Regions from separate parts of the Homo sapiens genome. Here all the other regions are linked to region 1. A link is a contact called in ENCODE Hi-C or POLR2A ChIA-PET data. All regions are on one chromosome and are shown on one strand. Each heading gives the region's core, a stretch centred on a gene start or an enhancer-like site at or near the end of the contact. The rest is flanking DNA. Distances are from core to core; before and after follow the strand shown. Region 1 holds the start of ITPKB-IT1 (ITPKB intronic transcript 1). Region 2 holds the start of ACBD3 (acyl-CoA binding domain containing 3). Region 3 has its middle 47 kb from the start of LIN9.

The links. Hi-C counts contacts between places; a loop is a spot of excess contacts on that map. ChIA-PET counts read pairs that join two places held with the same protein, here RNA polymerase II (POLR2A). Pooled maps may share reads with other maps.
Region 2: a pooled map shows a loop between it and region 1 (3-fold over the local background). The contact joins the promoter of ACBD3 here to the promoter of ITPKB-IT1 in region 1. A Hi-C loop is called at or near these places in 1 of 168 maps with a recorded cell type or tissue (mesothelial cell of epicardium) and 6 of 50 pooled maps. POLR2A ChIA-PET finds 5 or more read pairs at or near these places in 1 of 52 experiments (B cell).
Region 3: a pooled map shows a loop between it and region 1 (2.1-fold over the local background). The contact joins the enhancer-like site here to the promoter of ITPKB-IT1 in region 1. A Hi-C loop is called at or near these places in 1 of 37 single-sample maps with no recorded cell type and 2 of 50 pooled maps. POLR2A ChIA-PET finds 5 or more read pairs at or near these places in 1 of 52 experiments (OCI-LY7).

The regions. Positions count from the first base shown.
Region 1 is chr1:226,673,239-226,677,063 of GRCh38, forward strand. ITPKB-IT1 (ITPKB intronic transcript 1) reads right to left here and starts at 1,830. Exons shown (of 2, transcript NR_103784.1): 1 at 1,679-1,830. The region is part of intron 2 of ITPKB (inositol-trisphosphate 3-kinase B); the gene reads right to left. RefSeq lists a silencer at 2,812-2,961.
Region 2 is chr1:226,184,534-226,188,358 of GRCh38, forward strand. It overlaps ACBD3 (acyl-CoA binding domain containing 3), which reads right to left and starts at 2,208. Exons shown (of 8, transcript NM_022735.4): 1 at 1,857-2,208. The coding sequence starts at 2,142. It overlaps LOC101927247 (a long non-coding RNA gene), which reads left to right and starts at 3,363. Exons shown (of 2, transcript XR_001738504.2): 1 at 3,363-3,400. RefSeq lists silencers at 1,699-2,178, 1,815-2,109.
Region 3 is chr1:226,353,862-226,357,686 of GRCh38, forward strand. No RefSeq gene overlaps it. Among named protein-coding and RNA genes, the nearest start is that of LIN9, 47 kb to the left of the region's middle. Within about 2 kb of position 2,196, at least 8 of the 41 ENCODE cell types and tissues checked have a DNase peak (open chromatin) inside an H3K27ac peak, as active enhancers do; they include OCI-LY7, where a contact is called at or near this core.

The DNA of each region.
Region 1 (3,825 bases), core at 580-3,079:
TGGCGCGCACCTGTGGTCCCAGCTACTCGGGAGGCTGAGGCAGGAGGATTGCTTGAACACAGGGGTAGAGGCTGCCATGTTCGTGCCACTGCACTCCAGCCTGGGTGACAGAGCATGACCCTGTCTCAAAAAACAATAAATAAAATAAAACAGGGATGAACTGGAGAAACTGTGAAGGTATAGGTGCTGTCTTGCTTAGGGGTGGGGATGATTTACGGAAGGCTAACACAAGGGCCTTGGTTAGTCTAAAGATAATCACGGCAACTAGGTGGTGGTACCAGGAACTAGTCCACCAAATCCCAACCTGCAGCCAAAAAGTCTCAACTCTCACCTATAAAGGGATCCTTCTAAATTCTCTAGATGTATGGAAATCTTTGACAGGTCTTCTGAAGCCTAGAGTCATCGTATAAACATAGATAAATAGTGTAGATATTGCATAGCTATAGATTGATATGTACATATACCATATACATTAGATATATGCTATATATTTACACTTCTTGGCCTTTCGGCTTTATTATCTATCTCCACAAAGTAGGACAAGACAAGCTTGTTTCCCATTTAAGTTTTTCTATCTGTACTGTTTTGCAAATCCACCAGAGAGTTGCAGGACACTCCTGCTACAGAAAGATTTCTGCCAGGCAGGCTCAGAGACCTGCTCTGTTACTGTTCTATTTAATAACACAAACACACAAATGGGGGCCTTTCTTCCCCATGACTTTCATGGCATGGCTGGGGGCAGAGCTGGGAGGTTTTCACGGCCCATATATCCTCAAACTGCTCCATTTCCCCCCGATCTCAGTTGCCACCCCACTAACTCCGGGGTGATCAGCTCCATACCACAATCATCTCCTGGTGATAGAGTTCCATGGATTTTAAAAGCTGTAAGAAAAACTGAGACAGATTCAGAAGAGATTCTAGTAACCCCAAACCAGCAATTACAAATATTTTTTAAGTATTTATATATACACATTTTTTTTTGAGACAGAGTCTCACTGTTGCCCAGGCTGGAGGGCAGTGGCACCATCTCGGCTCACTGCAACCTCCAACTCCCAGGTTCAAACCAATCTCCTGCCTCAGCCTCCGAGTAGCTGGGATTACAGGCACCTGCCACCACACTTGGCTGATTTTTGTAGTTTTAGTAGAGATGGGGTTTCACCATCTTGGCCAGGCTAGTTTTGAACTCCTGACCTCGTGATCCACCCACCTCAGCCTCCCATAGTGCTGGAATTACAGGCGTGAGCCACTGTGCCTGGCCTAATTTTTGTATTTTTAGTTAGAGACGGGGTTTCACTATGTTGGCCAGGCTGGTCTCGAACTTCTGACCTCAGGTGATCTGCCCGCCTTGGCCTCCCAAAGTGCTGGGATTAAAGGAGTGAGCCACCACACCCAGCCACAAGTTTTAGATACTTAAAATACTTTTAAGTATCTAAAATTAGCACCTCTCTTTAAACCTTTTACTCACCCTTTCCTGACCCTTTCCTTGTATCCCCCATTCCCTTTCGATTTCTTCACCATCCCTATTTGCCTCCTTTTCCTCACTATCTACCCACCAAGTCCTGCTCTGCTCCCATCCCACTTAAGATTTTCGTGTCTATTCTGTATCACCCTTAATGATCCACTGAGGCTGTGAGCTTCCTGTTTACCCACAAGCGTTCAGCGGATCCAGCCATCCTACCAAGGGTTAAAGATGCTGTAGTCCTACTGTGCTGCCTCCGACCCAGTTCCTTCCAAAACAAAGCAGGATGACAAGGTGACTCCACGAGAACTGCGTTTGACCTCTGTGTGGGTTTTCTGTTTCCAAGGCCACAGCAGGGTACTCTGAAAACTCTAAACCAGAAGGAAAGGAGACCTAGCCTTCAGAACTCTGTGTGTATGTGCTTACAGGCAAAAAAAAAAAAAAAAAAAAAAAAAGGAACCAATGAGGTTGTCAGAAGGGGATACTCTGCTGTAACTGGTGTTTACCACGACCCACCGGGTGCTGAGGAGGAAGTGGTTGCTATAACCCCAAGGGGGAAACGCTCGCTTGAAACAGGAAAATAGAACTCTTACAACTTTCCATTAGCAGCGTTCAAGAAGCCGGCCACACTGGGAAACACTTGCACAAGCACTCCCCAGAGTCCTGAGACGAGTGTCAAGACAGTCCAATCACGAAGCACAGATCAGGACACAGATACAGGTCCATGTTTTTTCCAGAACGTCTCAGCACTGGAAAAACTCTCATGATCACTTCCCTTACCTCCAGCAGGCTGAACTTGCAAGGAGCTGTGGGGAGGAGGAAGGAAGGGGAAAATGGCAGGATGACATATTGGAAAGAACGCTGGGCCCAGTGAGGGTCAGAAGACCTGGGCTTTAGTCCCAGTTCTGCGATTTACTAGTGGTGGAACTTTGGGCAAATTACCCAACCTTCCTGCTTCTCGATTTCTACTTCCTCTATAAAACAGGGATATTGTTTACTGCTCTGCTCACATCCTTGGGCTGCTGTGAGAATCCTATGGAATCCTTCATAGGATGAAACTCGTATGTGCTACGCAAATGCTTGTTATCAATGTAAGATTCGAGTCTGCATAAAGCCTTCTTGAGTCCCAGCCTCTTGCTCCTCAAACGCATCCTCTCGGCTACACTTCCACCTGTGCACTTCCTCAACCCACCTTACTTGTAATTCTGCCCACACTTCTGTAGAATTTCTGTAGAAGATCCCATAGTCTGGTCAGAGGAGTATAAGCAAGTCTAAATAACCAAAGTGGGGGGATCTCAACCAAATCATTTGACTCTGGGCTCTGTGCTCCCACATTCTCTCCTCTCCAGAGGTGAAGACTTCATCCTCAATGGCTAATTTGCCTGCTTGGAGGCTCAGATTGGCCCGTGTTCTGAGTCATATTTTCCATTTAGTAAAATGAACATCTGGCTGCTGTATGATGCCTTTTGTGTACCATCACCTAAGCCACAATTACCTGCAAGGTAATTCATACCACTACAGCACGGTGCAAAAACAGGGTTGGTTTGGGATGGTGAAAGTCAGCCATCTTAGTGTCAATCTTGCATGCAAATTCTAATGAAGAAAAGCCACTACCAGCAGGTCCACACACACTCACAAAGAACTCATAAATTATTTTAATCCAAGCGTTCAAAGGGATCCTGGGTCCCAGGAACCATCCTGCTGTTTCATCTCAGTGAGAGGCAAGATGGTTAAGGAAAAACAGCTCTAGTTTCCTCCATCCCCCCAATTCCCCTACCGGTGTGACCTTGACTAGGCCACCCAACCTTCTAAAAACCTTGGCTTCCTCATCTGCAAAATAGGGATAATAACAAGACATGCCCTTCCCGGCTCCCAGGGTTATTATGGCAACCAAGTGAGAAAACAGATGTGAAAGTGCTTTGCAAACCACAAAACACCGTCCAAGTGTGAGGTATTGTTATCTAGCAAAAGTGCCTTGAGAATAACACAGAAATCTGGAAGTATTTTAATTCGTTAATGGACTTATACCACACCTTGACTTAAAAAGGACGTAGGGTAACTGCCTGGAGGAATTCTGAAATAATTTCTAAATAAGTTTATCCAAGCAAGTTGCCAAAACAATCCACTGAATTGGGTAGTAGGCTTTTGGATAATAGGAAAACTGCAGATCGCTGTTCTTTATTCTTATTTCACCTTTTGAGCTCTAAAAAGAACTGGAAGGACCATATTGTGTTGTCTTTTACGCAAGAACTAAACAGTCTCTTTGTACCCTCCACACCCTCCCTATTCTCACTTCCATCCCCTGAGCACCTGGGAAGCAGCTCCTTCTCCAAACCTGCAAACCCTCCTCCCAGAGCCCAGGCTAG
Region 2 (3,825 bases), core at 958-3,457, 490 kb before region 1:
ACTGAATCTTAAATCTGAGACATCATATTTTATAGAATCCAGCTCCCTTTATACATATGAAACTGATTCTGGAAAAGTTAATTGTCTAGTTTACAAGGTAACTAGAATCCAGAGCTTCCTGACTCTCCAAACAATGTTAAGTATACTACACGTTACAGTGTTTTAATCTTTTTCTTTGTTTTGAGACAGAATTTCACTTTGTCGCCCAGGATGGAGTGCAGTGGCATGATCTCGGCTCACTGCAACCTCTGCCTCCCATATTGAAGCGATTCTTTTTTTTTTTTTAGACGGAGTTTTGCTCGTCGCCCAGGCTGGAGTACAATGGTGCCATCTTGGCTCACTGCAACCTCCGCCTCCCGGGTTCAAGTGATTCTCCTGCCTCAGCCTCCCTCAGTCCTGCAACAGAGCAGGACTCCAGCTCAAAAAAAAAAAAAAAAAGGAATTAGTTCATTTCTACTCTTACTCTCTGCTACAATATACTTTACTGAAAAATAAGTTCCAAGAATAAAAATTTAAGATGGAATGTAGCTATATGAATTGTACAGAAACCACCTGATTTTTATCAAGTGGTAATATATCATCACTACAGCAAACTCTAAATTCAAGCCGGTGATCTAAAAGTCAAATGATCCAAAACCCATTAGCCATTACCAATTCCCCAAGCTAGTTAGTACACAGAGGGCTCAACTCATTGTGCAATGACCACGAATATGTCATTGAATGTGAAATGATCAAATGTTCTGGAAAATTTATAAAACTTTCACTAGTTTGCACAATTAAAGTTATTTTGAGAGAAAACAACTTCCGTGTGTATCATTACATTGAACTACTCAACTTTGGCTAGTAAAATATGTACTCCAAAAGGTACTCCCTCTGGGGAAAGTGTCATAAATATGCTGCTCTGGAATGTACGTGGAACCTAGCAACCACTTTTAAAGTTGCATTTGCTGATGTCCCTCCCTGTCCATTCGCCCTACAAGACTAAGTATCTTTAAGAATCAAACTAACGGGCTTTCATCAGTTTTTCCCACTGACAAAAATCATGTGATTGGTCTCTCCACCATTCGACTAAGTGAATCACCCAATTAAAAAAAAAAAAAACCGCACACTACAATCTTGCTCTAAGACAAGAGACATTTAACAATTAATTATGCGAAAAGCACAGAAGGTACTGTTAGGCCTTACTCTGAGAATTCACTCTTGCACATTGCTTACAATGTAAAATTTTAACCACCTAGAAGTTACTAGAACATAGTGGACATCTCTCCTCAAGAGTTTGACAAGCCGGAGAGGATGATGAGCTTAACACTTTACTTCCTCCTCTCTGCCACATCAATCTGCCGGGGGATCAAGTCCTGTTCCAGTTTATGGTTCCCAAGAATGGCTGGAAAAGCTATGTATGGAACCTCTTGACAGATTTCTTCCACTAAGGGTAAAAATCGGCGGGTTCTGATGTGACAAGCCATGGGAAATAGGAAAAGAAAAGCGTCAGTTAAAAAAATAATAATAATAAAAGGCAATCCCAGAATGGGATCCTTTGGAAGAAAGTGGGCTCATTCTTCCACCAGGGCTCCTGGAAATCCCAGAAGCTAAATCAGGTAAAATGTCCCGGTAACCTCTGGGAGGCGGGACATGACTGCTAAACCAAGGTTGCAGGCCCGTCAGGGGTGTGACCTAGTGGCCAAGCGGGTAGTGACAAACTTCGGGTACCCCCAAGGAGGGAACCCCGCTTGAGTCACCACAGCCCAGTATGAGTGGGTGAGGGCAAGTCTGGTCCAGTCACCCTGGGGACCACAGCCCACGCCGGGCTCCCGGGGCCGGGCAGAAGCGGCGGGGGTGGGGCTGGCCCGGCTCACCTTTGAAGAAGCGCAGTGCCAGGCCGTACAACTCCTCCAGGCCGAAACCCCAGCGCTGCTCCAGCCGCCGCGCCTCCTCCGCCGCGCCCCCAGCCGCCGCCTCCCCGGGCTCGGGCTGCTCCCCTGAGGCGCCCGGGCCGCGACCGGATCCAGGTGGCGAGGGCGGTGGCAGCGGTGGCGGCAGCAGCGGGGCGCCCTCCGCCCCAGGCCGCTCCTCCGGGTCCGGGCTGAGCGTGAGGCCGTCGACGGACACCTCGAGTCGCTCTGCGTTCAGCACCGCCGCCATCTCCGGCTGCTGCACCTCCTCAGCGGGGACAGACGGCAGCCACGTATCGACTTCCTGCTGACCTCTGACCTCCGCTTACCGACACCGGAACTTCCGCTGCTGAGGAGGCTGGAGGGCTCCGGGAGAGGGGCTGAGGCCTGGCGCCCCACCCCCTCCGGAATCGTCAGTTGCCCTGGCTCAGCGACCACCCTTCAGGCTCCCCAACTCCCGTTGGTCCCGAACTCCCCTCCCCCGCACCCCATCCTTTCGGATCCCAGTTGCTCCAGGTGGGCGGGTGCTACCACCCCCACCGCTCGGTTCGGTGCTGCGGCTGTCAGTGCCCAGCAGGGGCGGGGTCAGTGGAGCCCCGCGCGGGGGTCGGAGTAGGGAGGATTGACGAGGTCGGCCAGCACCCAACCCTCCAGGTCAGAGGCCCTTCACATTTGCAGGGGCCTGCGTGGTTGGCAGAGCTCTTTTGCCCACCACCATCTCGTTTGGCCTTCACAGCAACTCTAAGGAAATGCAGGGCAAATTCCCAATTTTTTTAAAAGGGGAAACTGAGACTGCAGAGAAATTCAGTGACTTTGAGGTTGCAGACGGGGCTGATCCTGGTTTTGCAGGAAGCGCAGCTCATACAATTTGTGGGGACCCTCATTAGGAAAGAGTACAAAAAGTTACGCGCAGAAGGGTAGGAAAGTGAATGTATATTTAGAAAGAGAAAGAAAAAACAAATGATATTTTAAAAGTTAATAAAACCCACAAACATCACACACATAACCGTAATATTTTCATTGACTGCCTGATATTCTTCTACAGGGCGTCTGAGAGCCCAGAAACCTATTTTTTTCTAAAAGATTGAAGTCGCCCCCGACATTATGTATATTCACCTGTGTTTCCAGACTTTGGGAGCACCATTTATGATCATTTTTCCCACCTTTGTTTTGGCTGCGTACTTCTGATTGCCTTTTCCTATAACAATTATTTTGTAACTTTTTTTTTTTTTTTTTTTTTTTGTTTTTTGCAGACAGTCCTGCTGTGCCACCCAGGCTGGAGTGTAGTGGTGCAATTCGGTTCACTGCAACCTCTGCCTCCCGGGTTCAAGCAACTCTCCTGCCTCAGCCTCCCAAGTAGTTGGGATTACAGGTGCTCACCACCACGCCCGGCTAATTTTTGTAAACTTAGTAGAGTCAGAGTTTCCCCATGTTGGCCAGGCTGGTCTCAAACTCCTGACCTCATGTGATCTGCCCGCCTCAGCCTCCCCAAAGTGCTGGGATTACAGGTGAGAGCCACCGCGCCCGGCGTATTTTGTAATTCTCTATAAAGAAAAGAGAAAGATCAGTCTTTTCTCCAGCATGGCTGATTAAATTTGTTTCTTAATAATTGTTTATAAATTTATTTCAGCATCACAACTCATTACTGATATTGTTAACGTACTTTTTTAGGGTTATTGTTCAGTTTGGGAAACCTCTCTCAAGTTTCATGGATGTGCTATGAGATTTTTATGGCCGTTTGGCTGCTTCAGTGACAATTTTGTGTGTGGTTTTTACTGAAGCCCTAGAGAGTTTTTTTCTTTTTTTTGAGACGGAGTCTCTCTCTGTCGCCCACGCTGGAGTGCAGTGGCGCGATCTTGGCTCACTGCAAGCTCCGCCTCCAGGGTTCACGCCATTCTCCTGCCTCAGCCTCCTGAGTAGCTGGGACTATAGG
Region 3 (3,825 bases), core at 946-3,445, 320 kb before region 1:
GCTGTCACAAGCCAGGGCCTGCCTGGAGATGATCCCTGCCCCGGGGACCAATGCGGGAGATGCCCAAGACGACCACACTGCAGTTCACTGGGCTTGTTCTTAGGGAGTTGCTAACCCTGCCCCGGAGATCTCAGAGGTCCTCACAGGCCCTCGGGCTGGTCCTGGTGTCCTGGGCACCACTGTGGTTGCCCATCCTAAGAGGGAATGGAACTGCCACCAGTATAACTGGAATCCAGTAACTGCTCAGGCAAAAGACTGTAGCCCCAGTCAAGGAAAGCAGGACCATCCCCTGGGCAGAAACATGAGTTCACAGCAAAAAGACAAGCTAGGGAGGAAAAGACGTTTGGTTGACAATGACCTCCGCAGTGTCATCAAAGCCTGGCTGAGCCTGTGAGATTAGCACTAAGTACCGCCACTTAAACTATTCTGGGCAACTGTTTCTATTTCTGTGATGGTTTACATCTTTTTTTCACAAAATCAAAGAACATTAAGCAGCTGAGGGAACCTTAGTGATGATCTGCACCTGAAGTTCTAAAGACCTTGAGCTCAAGGGCCGCTGAGAATCTGATGGGCTTATGGACCCACTACCCACAAAAGTGCCCGTGTCTCAGCTTCTGTGCACAATTTCTAGGGCATGACACGCTCTCAGGCCACATTCTTCACTCCCTTTGTCCTTGCTGACATCCTGCACCGTGCCTGATACTCTAACTCCAGCCTTCCTGCAGCTGTGGGGCACAGGCATGTGCCCCAACCCCTAGGCAATGAGATGAGAAGACAGGACTATTGGGAACAATGGAGAAAAGTTTTTCTCTCTGGTAAAAGATGAGGGGGTAACTCTCCTTTCCTGCCTCTGGATGGTGGTGCTAGGTGTCCAACTGCCATCTGGCAACCATGAAAAGCCAAGAGAAACAGAGAAGCAGAATTAACCAACGCTGCAAACATCAATTTTTAAAAATTTTTATTAAAAAAAAATTGAGACAGAATCTCACTATGTTGCCTCACCCAGGCTGGAGCACAGTGGCGCCATCTCAGCTCTCTGCAACCTCTGCCTCCTGGGTTCAAGCAATTCTCCCACCTCAGCCTCTCAAGTAGCGGGGACTACAGGCACGTGCCACTCTGCCTGGCTAAATTTTTGTATTTTTACTAGAGATGGGGTTTCACTATGTTGGCCAGGCTGGTCTCCAACTCCTGACCTCAGGTGATCCTCCCACTTCAGCCTCCCGAAGTACTGGGATTACAGGCATGAGCCACCGCACCCAACCTTGTTTTTTTAGAGTCAGGTCTCGCTGTCGTCCAGACTGGTGCAGCGATGTGATGTGATCACAGTTCACTGCAGGCCGGAACCCCGGGGCTCAAGTGATTGTGATCCTCCGACCACAGCCTCCCTAGCAGCTGGGACTACAGGCACAAGCCACCATGCCTGGCCAAGTTTTTAAATTTTTTGTAGAGACAGGGTTTCATTATGCTGCTGGGCTGGTCTTAAAACTCCTGGCCTCTGGAGATCCTCCTGCCTTGGCCTTCCCGAGAGTTGGGATTACGGGTGTGAGCCACAGTGTCTGGCTCCCACTTCTTGAAATGTGGCTTTCCTTTTTATTTTTTAAGCTGAAAGCAGCTCAACTGACAAACAGATTCCCCAAAGACCACCCAAACCAACTTTTAAGAGTTCATGGACCCAGTTTAGGAAGCATGACTAGTCTGGTCTCCTCATTCTACTGTCTTCTCTGGTCAACTTGCTTCTGCAACTAGAAATTAATCATGGAAAGGTGAAGGCAGGCTGGAATGTGGCTTTCCGAGTCACTGTGTGTTGTCTCTGAACTCTCTGGAAGAACTGGGATGAAAGGCAGTCTTCACATATGAAGAACAATAAGGTAGAAACATCACAATGGAAAAGACACGTTCTCAACCTGGCTCAATCTCAGCCTCTCTTGGGACCTCTTACCTCTCTGAGCCTGTTTCCACATCTGCCTACTTCACATTAGGTTGTCTCGAGGGACTGCACATGAAAGTGCCAGAGTAGGTTCTTGCTGGCATCTGGCTGACTTCTTCCGGACCACAGTTGTTCCACAGCATGAAGATGCAGCCTGCCACCCACGAGTGGTTCAGAGGATGATCCAGGAGGCTGAGTTGGCTGCTGCCTTCTTTCACTTTGGCCAGGAGAGCAGTGAGAGCACAGTGCACCCGGGATACTGAGGCCCTGCCACCCGCTTGTCATCAGGGAGAAGAGGCAGGAGCTGGTGCCACCATCTGCTTCTCACCACCCTCCATCAATACCCTGCTGGCTTGACTGCCTGCTGGCTCCATAGCTTGGGTTCTTGTTGGTTCACAGAAACAAAATCCTTTAAAATTATATTTCTGGAATCTTATAAAGTGCTAGGCAGACACAGAGATCACAACAGCTCCAAACTTTGTTATTGGCTCTAAACCAAAGTTGCACACTGGCTTATTCAAATCTAAAAAGCCCAGCCTGGTCCCTGGGTGAGTACCACATGGCTAAAATTAGCCTGGCCATCTGCTGAGACAGCAGCTGGGCTATTCTGAGCCCCAGCAGGCCTGCCTGAAGTGGAGCTGGGCCTGGGAGTAAGTGCTGGAGAGGCTGGACACTTCACAGTTAAGGGGACTACAGGGAGGGACATGGAGGATGAGGCCACACTGAGAGGGAAGGCCAGTGTCATGGTGATGGTTTCACAGGATAGAAAAAACACAGGATGGTTTCTGTGTCCTGTTCTCTAGTTTCTCCTCTTACCTGGAGCTTCCTTTTTGGATTCAGACTCGAGCAAAACCACTCTTTGGGATTTTAACAATAATGACTAAGATTTATGAAGCACTTATTATAGGTCAGGAACCACACGAAGTACTTTAGGAGAATCAGCACACACACTCTCAAGACAATTCTAAAAGGTAGGTACAAGATCTGGGGGATTCAGAATGGCCTGATTGTTCCTTTTACAGAGCCCATGAGAGAGGTTTGGTTGAAAGCACCAGACAGGCATGAGCCCTGGCTCAGACAACCCCAAGAATATAGGGATTCCCTTCTGTGGGCCCTGACCCCTGCCTGCCTTCATCTCTGGAAAGGACCAAGAGTATCCTCAGAATCCAGAATCCACTGAACTAAAGGGCAGGACTTTTAGGGGTACAAATGTGATGTACACATTTATAGGTACCCTATAATAAAGAACTCGATTTGAGTGTATGCATAGCCATTGTAACTCACCATCAGAAACCCTACACTCAGGCTAGACTTGTTCTGTGGCTTAAAACTGCAGCGTCTCAGCCGGGTGGAGTGGCTCATACCTATAATCCCAGCACTTTGAGAGGCCGAGGCAGGTGGATCACTTGAGGCCAGGAGTTTGAGGCCAGCCTGGCCAACATGGTGAAACCCCATCTCTACTAAAAACACAAAAATTAGCAGGGCGTGGTGGTGTGTGCCTGTAATCCCAGCTACTAGGGAGGCTGTGGCGGGAGAATCCCCTGAACCCGGGAGGCAGAAGTTGTAGGGAGGTGGAGGTTGCAGTGAGCTGAGATGGCGCCACTGCACTCCAATTTGGCCTGGGCAACAGAGTGAGACTCTGTTTCAAAAAACCCCAAAACACAACAACAAAACCCCCTAAAACCTGCAATGTCTCTGCCCCTCTAACTGGCTGCTTTGGTCTTTTTTTCTGTAATTGGTCATGAAGCCATAGTGGACATCTGTGACATTCCTTCTAGCACCCATTCCTTACTTCCTTTGCCCTCAGCCAGAACCTGTTGACTAGAGTGACCCAAGCCTTCGTTCCTGAAGGGTCTGAATTTTCCACAGTGCTGTCATTTTTTGGAGTTGCAGTGTTT